Linked DNA regions of Homo sapiens: region 2 is linked to region 1. A link is an interaction called in ENCODE POLR2A ChIA-PET data of the cell type or tissue named here. Cell type or tissue: Caco-2. All regions are shown on one strand. Region 1 holds the start of TTLL8 (tubulin tyrosine ligase like 8). Region 2 overlaps MOV10L1 (Mov10 like RNA helicase 1).

Region 1 (5,000 bases):
GGTTTGGGTTGAGCGGGAGGTCTGGGTTGGGGGTCAGGTCTGGGTTGGGGTCAGGTCTGGGTTGGGAGATCAGGTCTGGGTTTTTGGGGTCAGGTCTGGGTCGGGGTCAGGTCTGGGTTGGGGGTCAGGTCTGGGTTGTGGGCATCAGGTCTCAATTGGGGATCAGGTCTAGGTCGAGGGGGAGGTCTGGGTTGGGGGTGCAGGTCTAGGTTAATGAGGAGAGGTATGGGGTTCTGAAGGCAGAGGGGAGTGGACAGCTGTGGAGTTCCCAGAAGATGGGGGAAGGTGGGGAGAACAGCTCTGGGCTTTCGAGGGCGGGCGAGTGGGTAGAGTTGGGCAGGTTTAGTGGGGGAGTTCTGTGGTTCCGAGCTAGGCGGGTCTGGGATTCCTAGGGTAAGGGGTCTAGAATTTGGAGGCCCGGGGCGGGGAGGGGGTAGGCCTGGGTTTCCGGGTGTGGGAGGCGGGTCTGGGGTTCCGAAGGCAGATGGGGAGGAGGGGTCCTGTCCGGGATCGGAAGCGCGGACGGGCCTGGGGTTCCGCGGTCGGGGGTCGTGCTCACCGGGGACCGGGTCAGTGGCTCGCGCTGCGCCGCCCGGCTTCCTGGGGTTGCCTGGGACAACGTGCTGGGGCGGCCACGCGCATTGTGCACCCCCGGTGCGGCGGCTGCTGGGCCCGTGGCCTCGGGCTGTGCAGCGGCGGCGGCCCCGGGGCGTGGGGCTGCGCGGGCGGCGGGGGGCGCGGGGGCGCGGGGAGCTGCGGCGTGCGGGGGGCGCGGGCCCCGACGGGCAGCAGTCATCAGCGCTTGGGCTGGGCCCGGGTTGGGGTCCGGGTCCCGGGCTGCTGTCGGAGCAGGCGCGGCTGCGGGGTCGGCGGCGCGGGACGGTGCGCGCCATGGTGTCCGCCGGGGGAGGGCCCGAGTGTAGCCCCGGGTCACGCGCTGCGGCCCCGCGCCCCCCTGTGGAGGTCACACTCCATCCCCCACCAGGTCACAAAGACCCGCGGGTCACATCCTGCCCCTCCCCCTCGGGCCCCCCAGGCCCGCCAGGCCTTCTCGCCCTCCCCGGGGCCCTCATGCCGCCCTCTGTCCCTGGGCCCTTCCCCGACGCGAGGCTGGAGCGGCGGGGTGAGGAGGCCGCGGGCGCTGGGCTCCTCCCGGGCTGCGCGCTGCGGGTCCTGGCGGATGGGGGCGACGGGGTGACCGTATCAGCGCCCCCCGTCCTGCGGCGGAACTTGGGAGGGCCTTGGTATCCGCAGAACCACTCGTGGGGTCCCACGCCGCTGCCCCCCGGGGGGTTCTGAGCCCACCCAGGTCCACACGGCCCCTGTCGTTTCCCCCCGCACCCCGCGGATCACCCCGCCAGGGCAGCTCGTGTCTGATCTGGCATCTCGGAGTGGGGGTAGGAAAGACACACCTGCCCCACCAGGACCCTCACTCCTGGCAACTTTCCAAAGCCTAGATGTCTTCATTTGGTTTTAAATCAACTTTATTTTGCATTTAACTTCCCAAGACACCCCAAAAGGGAGGTTCTGCCCCGACTCTGAAGGGGCTGGTGGGGGACTTGAAGGGGGGGAGTGGGAGCGTCCCCTGGCGGGGGTGGTTCCCTTCCAGCTCCCTCCCTCTTCCCCGGGGAATGCCACTGGGCTCTCACCAGACCCCAGTACTGGCCTCTAGGGGTTACACAAATCAGTGAGTGAAAAGCTGGCCCTCCCTCCACCCGCCCCTCCTCCCTGTGTCCCGATGTTTTTAGACCTGAGTGAGCTGACGCTGCTGAGACACAATATTAAATAGCCACAGCCACGTCTGCAAGTCAGCGTTTATTGCTCAAGCGTATTAAACAAAAATGTAGACTGAAAGAGACAGTTCTTTTAAACCCCATTTTTCCGGATTTTTTAAGCGCTCTAAAATAAGAAAATAAGAAAGTGCAAGCCAGCAAAAACGCTCCAAGTGCCTAATTCTGACTCTGAAACTTGAGCTCTCTGGTCTGCCCCCAAGAAGACATCAGCCCGCCCCGGGTCGTCCCTGTGGCTCCCACCCCATTCCCAGGAGCAGACCCCGCCAGCCTCAAAGCTGCAGGGAGGTGGGGGTGGCCTGCAGACAGGGTGGGGTCTGCATCCGGTACCAGTGACAGCAGCCTCTCCTCTCCCACGGTGGCGCTTGTTTGGGGCTGTGGCCAAAGTGTTTGCCCGGCCCCTGACTGTGTCCTTCCGGAGCTGCCGAGGACTGCAGAGAGGGCCTGGCTTGTCCCCTCTAGGAGCAGCTGGGAAGGTGTCTTGCCTGCATCCCCCTTCAATGGTTGAAAATAATGATTCCACTTGTCATGAACACCATGAAGGTATCTTGGCAGCCAGAGTCACTCCTGTTCCGCAGTGGGAAACCTGGGAGGGTCCTCAAACCCCCTGGCAGGGTCTGCAGGCCGCCCCATCCAGCTGCATCTCCCAGGCCTCCTGGTTCTTTGATCTTGATGGCCCCAGGCCACAGATGCATCTCCGGGCCTTTCCAGCAGCCCATGGGGGACCAGTCAATACACCCCACGGCGGTGAAGAGAAAACGTTCATGTCTTCTCAGATCAGAAGGAAAGAAACAAAACCATTGTGAAGGAAAACACCTGCTGGAAAGTAATTATCAAAGTAACAGCATTCCAGTTTCACAGTCGCCCCAACTCACTGTGGATTTACTGCCGTCAGCTGGGAGGACCCAGGCGCCCTCGGGACGAGGAGACGCAGGGAAACCCACTCCTGGCCATGGCACTACCCAAAGCCAGTGTTATTCTCACACCCAACTGTCCCTGCAGCCTGGCAGGTGGGCAGTGACCGCCTGGGCTGTACCCTAAGACCCCAAAACAGCGGAGATGGAGAAGACCGCTGCCCTGGGGCCTTCTCAGTGAGGATCAAGACAAAGTACTTGCTAGGAGGTAGAGGGCGCTGGGTGAACCTGTGAGAATTCCTGGGCTCTGACCTGATCTGTCCTGCATTTTGAGTAATGGGAGCAAACACAGGAGGGAGGGGCTCAGCTTCCCCCGGTCACTGGGGCCAGGGAGACGTGGTCCAGCCGGTTTACAAAGCCTTGGATGCAGCCCCACCCCCAAGAACACTGCCTGTCACAGCAGCGGCCACGTGGCACTCCAAGCTGGGCATGACAGTGCCCGGGACGTGGGCAGCGGCCATGTGGCACTCCAAGCTGGGCATGACAGTGCCCGGGACGTGGGCAGCGGCCACGTGGCACTCCAAGCTGGGCATGACAGCACCCAGGACGTGGGCCGGCCAGTGTGGCGGTGGATCCCTCTAGAATGACTGGGTCTAAGTAGGGAGACAGGGCAGGCGACCCGGCGTGGACTGGTGTGGATTTCACCTGGGAGAGCAGCGGCAGCCTGTGTCGCTTGCGCCCAGGCTCTGGAGGAGGGGCCCCTGCGGCTCCCGGGCCAGGACAGAGGCGCCCAGCCCTGCTCTCACTGTCCAGGAAGAGCCGCTGGGCAGCCTGAGCCTGGGGCAGGTGCACCTTGCAGGGAAGTGGGTAAGATCCCACTGGGCTGACTGAGTACCCGGGACAGACCCTAAGCGTGGAGGGAGGAAGCCCGGTCAGAGTGGGCAGGAGACGCAGGGACCCACAGTCTGGTCAGGTCCAGAGAGCCCACTCCAGCCCAAGCCATGAGAGAGGCAGGAAGAGGAGCTGGGGCCAGTTCAGGGGTGGGGCTCTCAAGAGGCCGAGCCGGGGGCCCTTCCTCGGCCTGGGAAGTTGCGGCCATGCTCCTGCTGTTACGACACGGGAGCCACTCGGAGCTGACTGATCTCACTGAGGCACAGACTAGCCAACATTGGCCTATTTTAAAATTAAACTACCCTAGGAAGTGAAAACCCCACCTGCAGCCTGGTTTGCCCTCACACAAGGGAAAAGAGGTGTTAGAAGCAGTAGCTCAGGGCGATTAGGGGTTGTGCGTTTCCATGCTTGGGGCCAGGCTGGGCGCTGCCACCCGGTTTCCGCGTCTGGGGGTCACTGGGCCATTTGCACCACGACGGCTCTCCAGGCTTTCTCCTTGTCGAACTCCTTCAGGGGGCTCCTGGCCACCTGCAACCGAGACAGGAAAGGTGTTACTTCACCAGGGCCACCTGTGCGGCGGGAAGGTGGACACGCCACTCGGCCACAGGCAGCGAGCAGCCAGCGTTCAGAAGTTTTCTTCGAATGTGAAGGAAGTGGGGAAACTAACCCCTGGGCCTCTGTGGAAAGAGATAAAAGCCTTCACTTCCTCAGTGTCCCAGAAACGCCTGCATCCCCCCCCGCACACACGGTTTCTACCGAGCCTGGGATGGAGCAGCCCTTCACTCGGCCCCTTGCCCTGGCTCTGGGGCGGGGAGCGGGGGGAGGCCGCCCAAGGTTGGGCATGTGCCTGACGGCTGAGGAAGAAAACACTTAAGGCAGAGGTAACCAGATGCCTCCAGGCAAAAGGGAGGACAGCGCCAGCCCCAGCTGTCCACCCTGAGCCCCAGTTGTCCACCCTGAGCCCCAGCTGTCCACCCTGAGCCCCAGTTGTCCACCCTGAGCCCCAGCCACCCACCCTGAGCCCCTGGGCCCCAGCCGTCCACCCTAAGCCCCAGCCATCCACCCTGAGCCCCAGCCGTCCACCCTGAGCCCCAGCCGCCCACCCTGAGCCCCAACCGCCCACCCTGAGCCCAAGCCACCCACCTTGAGCCCCAGCCGTCCATCCTGAGCCCCAGCCGCCCACCCTGAGCCCCAGCCGCCCACCCTGAGCCCCTGGGACCAGCAGTTCTGGGATCTGGGGAGAACACCTCATGCGTCTGACTCTGGGCCTTGCTGGTCACAACAGAAACCCAGGCGGGTCTCATTTCAGGCCCAGGGACTGCCGTCCTAGCAGGGAGACTGACCACAGCCAGGAAAAATGGCAGCAAAGCAACTGAGGAGGCAGGTTAAGGGAACAGCAGTAGGGAGGGTGGAGGGTGGGGGCGACGGGGTCAGCTGAGAAACGAGCCAAGGGCAAGAGAGCGTC
Region 2 (5,000 bases), 63 kb after region 1:
AGCCTGGCCTCTCTCGCTAGACTAGGAGGCCTTTGTTATGAGCAAGAAGTGTTCTAGCCTTTTACCATCATCCTGACAGAGCCAGCAGGGCAAGGGTCCAGGGGAGGAGAGCCCAGGTCCCCACCCACATGGGAGACAGAGGAGCACGTTCTGAGTGGGGTAGGTGGAGAAGAAAAGTTCAAGAAGGAAGAAAAGTCTATAAATTTGGCAGTTTGAGGGGAGAACATTGCCCTTTGTCCAGGAGGGTTTTTTTCTGTAGGGGTTTGAGGTGTTCTGAGAGTCCCCAGCTAAACTGGAGTTCCAGTGCCAGAGCAGCTGGCAGCCCTGTCCTAAGGAGAATGAAGGGAATGGGACCTAGGTGTTCACCATGCGCCCTTCAGGGGATCCTTTCCAAATACACCTCCTTGTTTAAAAAAATGTCCTTGTTTTACCAGGAGGACAGCTGATGCCCCATGACCGGGGTTCCTCACGCAGGAAACTTATTCTGGCAGACGCCCCAGTGGCTCTCGTCTGACCTGTATCCAGGTTATGCCTGCCTGATCATCTGGCACTGGGAGCCCAAACTTATGTTCCCCAATGCCAGGGAAAACCCGGCCTGGGCAGTGCTGGGTTCTTAGGATGGAAGGTGCAAATTCAATCCACTGCCGTGATAGAAACAAGTTCAGATGTGTTTTACTCACAGATCCTGGGCAGGGAGGTTGCCATGAGTCGCGAGCGCAGTCCTCTGTCCCCCAGTCACTTTGAGTTTGTAGGCAAATGCCTGAATGGTTCATCGAGGTGGCAGAAAAAGCTGGACCTGGGTCTGCTAGGATGGAGAGGTGCTCCTCAGCTCCTCCCTGGGGACCCAGGTCTGCTGGGCTTGGAGGGTGCTCCTCAGTTCCTTCCACAGGCCACCGACTTGATGTTTTGATGCTGCAGCTTTGTAGTAAGTTTTGAAATCAGGAAATTTGAGTCCTCCAGCTTTGTTGTTCTTTGGCAGAATTTATTTTGCTTTTCAAGATCTTTTATACGAATTTTAAGATGCATTTTTCTATTTCTGCAAAATATAGCATTGGAATTTTTTTTCCCCAGAGACGAGGTCTCACTACATTGCCCAGGCTGGTCTCAAACTCCTGGCCTCAAGTATTCCTCCCGCCTCAGCCTCCCAAAGTGCTTGGGATTACAGGTGTGAGCCACTGCACCCGGCCTGTCATTGGAATTTTGATGGGAATTGCATTGAATCTGTAGATTGCGTTGGTTAGTATGGACATTTTAACAATATTGAATCCTCCAGGCTATGAACATGGAATGTGTTAACATTTATTTATGTCTTCTTTAATTTCTTACAGCAGTGTTTTGTCATTTTCTCTGTATATGTTTTTCACTTCTTTGGTTAAATTAATTTGTAAGTATTTTATTATTTTTGCTGCTGTTGTAAATACATTGCTCTCATAGCTGCCTTTTCAGATTCTTCAGTGTTGTTTAGAAATGAAGATAATTTTTGTCCTTTGATTTTGTACCCTGCTACTTTGCTGAATTTATTTATTCTAACAGTTTTTTGTGGAATCTTTTAGAGTTTTCTACATATAAAATTATGCATGCCATCTGCAAACAGATAATTTTATTTCTTCCTTTCCAATTTAGATGCCTTTCATTTCCTTTTCTTGCCTAATTGCTCTGGCTAGAACTTCTAGTACCATGATGAATAGCAGTGGTGAAAGCAGGCATCCTTCCCTTGGAAGTTCCTGATCTTATGGGAAAAGCTTTCAATCTTTCACCATTGAGTATGATGTTAACAGTGGGTTTTTCATATATGACTTTCATCATTTTGAGGTGATGGTTTTCTTTCTTTCTTTCTTTCTTTCTTTTTCTTCTTTTCCTTTTTCTCTTTTTTATTTATTTATTTATTTATTTATTTTTGAGACAGGCTCTCCTGTCGCCCAGGCTGGAGTGCAGTGGCGCAATCACAGCTCACAGCTGTGACTGCAGCGGCACACCACCATGCCCGGCTAACTTTTGTATATCATAGAGACAGGGTCTTACAATCCTCCCGCCTTGGCCTCCCAAAGTGTTGGAATTACAGGCAAGTATGGGTGTGAGCCACCACACCCAGCCTGATTTTCTTCTCTTCCTAGTTTGTTAAACGTTATCATGAAAGGGTGTTAAATTTTGTCAGATGCTAGCTGGGTGTGATGGCATGCACCTGTAATCCCAGCTACCTGGGAGGCGCTTGAGCCCAAGAGGCAGAGGTTGCGGTGAGCTGAGATCGCACCATTGCGCTCCAGCCTTGGTGACAGAGGGAAACTCATGTCTCAAAAAAAAAAAAAAAAAAAAAATTCAATTGCTTTTTCTGTATTGAGATGATCATATGATTTTTTTTCCTTCTGTTAATGTGTGTTGCTACAGTAATTGATTTTCAAATGTTGAACTATCCTTGCATTCCAGGAATAAATTCCACTTGATCATAGCATGTAATCCTTTTATTTTATATATGTTTTTTGAGACAGGGTCTCACTGTGTTGCCCAGGCTGGAGTGCAATGGCTCAGTCACTGCTCACTGCAGCCTCGAGCTCCTGGGCTCAAGCAATCCTCCCACCTCAGTCTCCCAAGTAACTGGGACTACAGGAATGAGCCACCACACCCAGCTAATCCTTTTCATATGCTGCTGAATTTTGTGTGCTAGTATCGTGTTGAGGATTTTTTCATCAGTGTTCATATTGGTCTGTAGTTTTCTTTTCCTGAAGTGTCTCTGTCTGGCTTTGGGATCAGGGTAATGCTGGCCTCATAAGAATAAGTCAGAGAGTATTCCCTCCTCTTGAATTTTTTGGAAAAGTTTGAGAAAGATTGGTATTAGTTAGTCTTCAAATGTTTGGTAGAATTTAGCTATGGAGCCATCAGGTCCTGGGGTTTTCCTTTTCAGAATATTTATTACTGCTTTAACCTCCTTAGTAGTAATTGGTCTATTCAGATTTTCTTTCTTCATGGTTTAGTCTTGGTAGGTTTTGTGTTTCTAGGAATTTGTCCATTTCATCTGGGTATTGGTATACGATTGCTCATACTCTTATAATCCTTTTTATTTCCGTAGATTCTGTAGTAATGTTCCCACTTTCCTATCTTATTTTAGTAATTTGTCTTTCCCTTTTTTCTAGTTAATCTACTAAAAGTCTGTCAATTTTGTTGATCTTTTTGGAGAACCAACTTTTTGTTTTCCTGGTTTTCTGTATTGTTTTTCAGTTCTCTCTTTTGTTCATCTCTCCTCTAATCTTTATTTCCTTCCTTCTGCTATCTTTGGGTTTAGTTTGTTCTCCTTTGTCTAATTCCTTGCAGTGCTCATGGGAATCAGTGCTCATAGTCACAAATTCCCTCAGCACTGCTTGTGCTGCTCCCATAAGTCTTGCTGTATTGTGTTTTTGTTTTTATTCATCTCCTAAGTATTTTTTAGTTTTTCTTATGGGGTTCTTTTGCTTTAATTCTTATCTTTGCTCTTTTGCACATAACGTTGTTTTTTCTTAGCTGCTTTTAAGATTCTCTCTTTTATCACTGATATTAATAGATTTGGTTTACGATGTGTGGTGGTAGAGATTCTTTTCTTCCTGTTCTTGTGCTTGGGGTTCATTGGGATTCTTGAATATGCGGCCTTGAGTTTTCTTCAGATTTGGAAATTTTCAGCCACCATGTGTTCAGACGCACTTTCTGCCCTCCCACTTTCCAATTCCGGGCAGGCTGCTGTGAGTTTTCCCCCACCTCATGCTGAGGCCCTGGTCTGGCCCCTCAATGGGTTTTGCAGGATGGTGTCTCATGCATTCCTTAGTGCTGAGCTGATGGTCCTGAGTGGGTCCCCTGACCCTCTCCAGACCACTCTGTGCTGCTTGCTCTTCCCAGCGCTCAGCCCCACAGATCAGAGCTCCTCTCCTTAGAAACCATGCAGCATCCCTGGGTCCTCTGTGCTGGGGCCTAGGAGCTCTGTTCAGGCACAGGTGGATCAGTCATGGGGCCCCCATGGATTGTTTCCCCAGTCTTGGGATCACAATCCTTTGCTACGTGATGTTCATTGTTTAAACACCATCGTTTCTTATTTCTCTGTCTCTTTAAGTTTTTTTCAGGTAGAAGGGTAAATCTGGTCCTTGTTAGTCCACCTTGGCCAGACCTGGAAGTTTGTCCTTTTTTCACAGATGTCTGTGGAAGCCAAATTCTGCCTTCCCAGAATTAACGTGGACAACCTGAAAAAGAGCAGGGAGGGTGGACAGGAGTGGGCAGTGCAGGGAGGGACACCGCCAGCTGGAGCCCCACTGCCTCATGCCAAAGGCCAGGGAGTGTGCTGGAGCCCCATGGCCCTCGTGCTGAAGGCCGGGGAACTTACTGAGGCACCTGCAGACTCCGGCGAGGATCGCCCCACCTGGGGGGCCATCTGCTGAACTGGAGCTGTTGGAACTTTCCTGCTCCGGAGCTGCTACTTTCCAGAGTGCTGCTGAGCTGTTGCTGACTTTATAACATTTGGGTGTTTTCCAGCTTCTGAACATGTCAAATTACAAGGAGAAGTTTTCGACTTTGCTGTGGCTTGAGGAGATTTATGCAGAAATGGAACTGAAAGAGTATAACATGAGCGGGATCATCTTAAGAAGGAATGGGGATCTGCTGGTTCTGGAGGTCCCAGGGTTGGCCGAAGGGAGGCCTTCTCTCTACGCAGGTGTGTTTGTTACTCATATGCTTCCCTGGGTGGACTAGCAGAGAAACCATACTTGAGAGAAGATACTCTTTAACTGGCAATATGACAGTCACATTATCGCATTTTCTTTCTTTTGGGTTAGAATTTCACTAAAAATCAGCAACCGATGTACATCAAGCATGTTTCTTTGTTGTATTTCATTAGTTGTAAGCAGTTGACCCCAGTAATGTTTTTGTTTGTTTGTTTGTTTGTTTTTTGAGGTGGAGTCTCGCTGTGTCGCCCAGGCTGGAGTGCAGTGGCGCAATCTCAGCTCATTGCAACCTCTGCCTCCCGGGTTCACGCCGTTCTCCTGCCT

The links. ChIA-PET counts read pairs that join two places held together with the same protein. Peaks named below come from ENCODE experiments on the same cell type or tissue, not always from the same donor. Only the 100,000 strongest peaks of a DNase experiment are listed, where the experiment ranks them.
Region 2: POLR2A ChIA-PET joins it to region 1 with 6 read pairs; 4 of 35 experiments call an interaction of 5 or more read pairs at or near these places.

Annotation. Positions count from the first base shown.
Region 1 is chr22:50,057,595-50,062,594 of GRCh38, forward strand. TTLL8 (tubulin tyrosine ligase like 8) reads right to left here and starts at 704. Exons shown (of 14, transcript NM_001350317.3): 1 at 560-704. MLC1 (modulator of VRAC current 1) reads right to left here. Exons shown (of 12, transcript NM_015166.4): 12 at 1,797-4,063. The coding sequence ends at 3,989. In Caco-2, no CTCF peak of the experiment used is centred here; DNase peaks (open chromatin) are centred at 1,676 and 2,997.
Region 2 is chr22:50,120,904-50,125,903 of GRCh38, forward strand. It overlaps MOV10L1 (Mov10 like RNA helicase 1), which reads left to right. Exons shown (of 27, transcript NM_018995.3): 11 at 4,489-4,666. Among named protein-coding and RNA genes, the nearest start is that of MOV10L1, 33 kb to the left of the region's middle. In Caco-2, no CTCF peak of the experiment used is centred here; no DNase peak of the experiment used is centred here.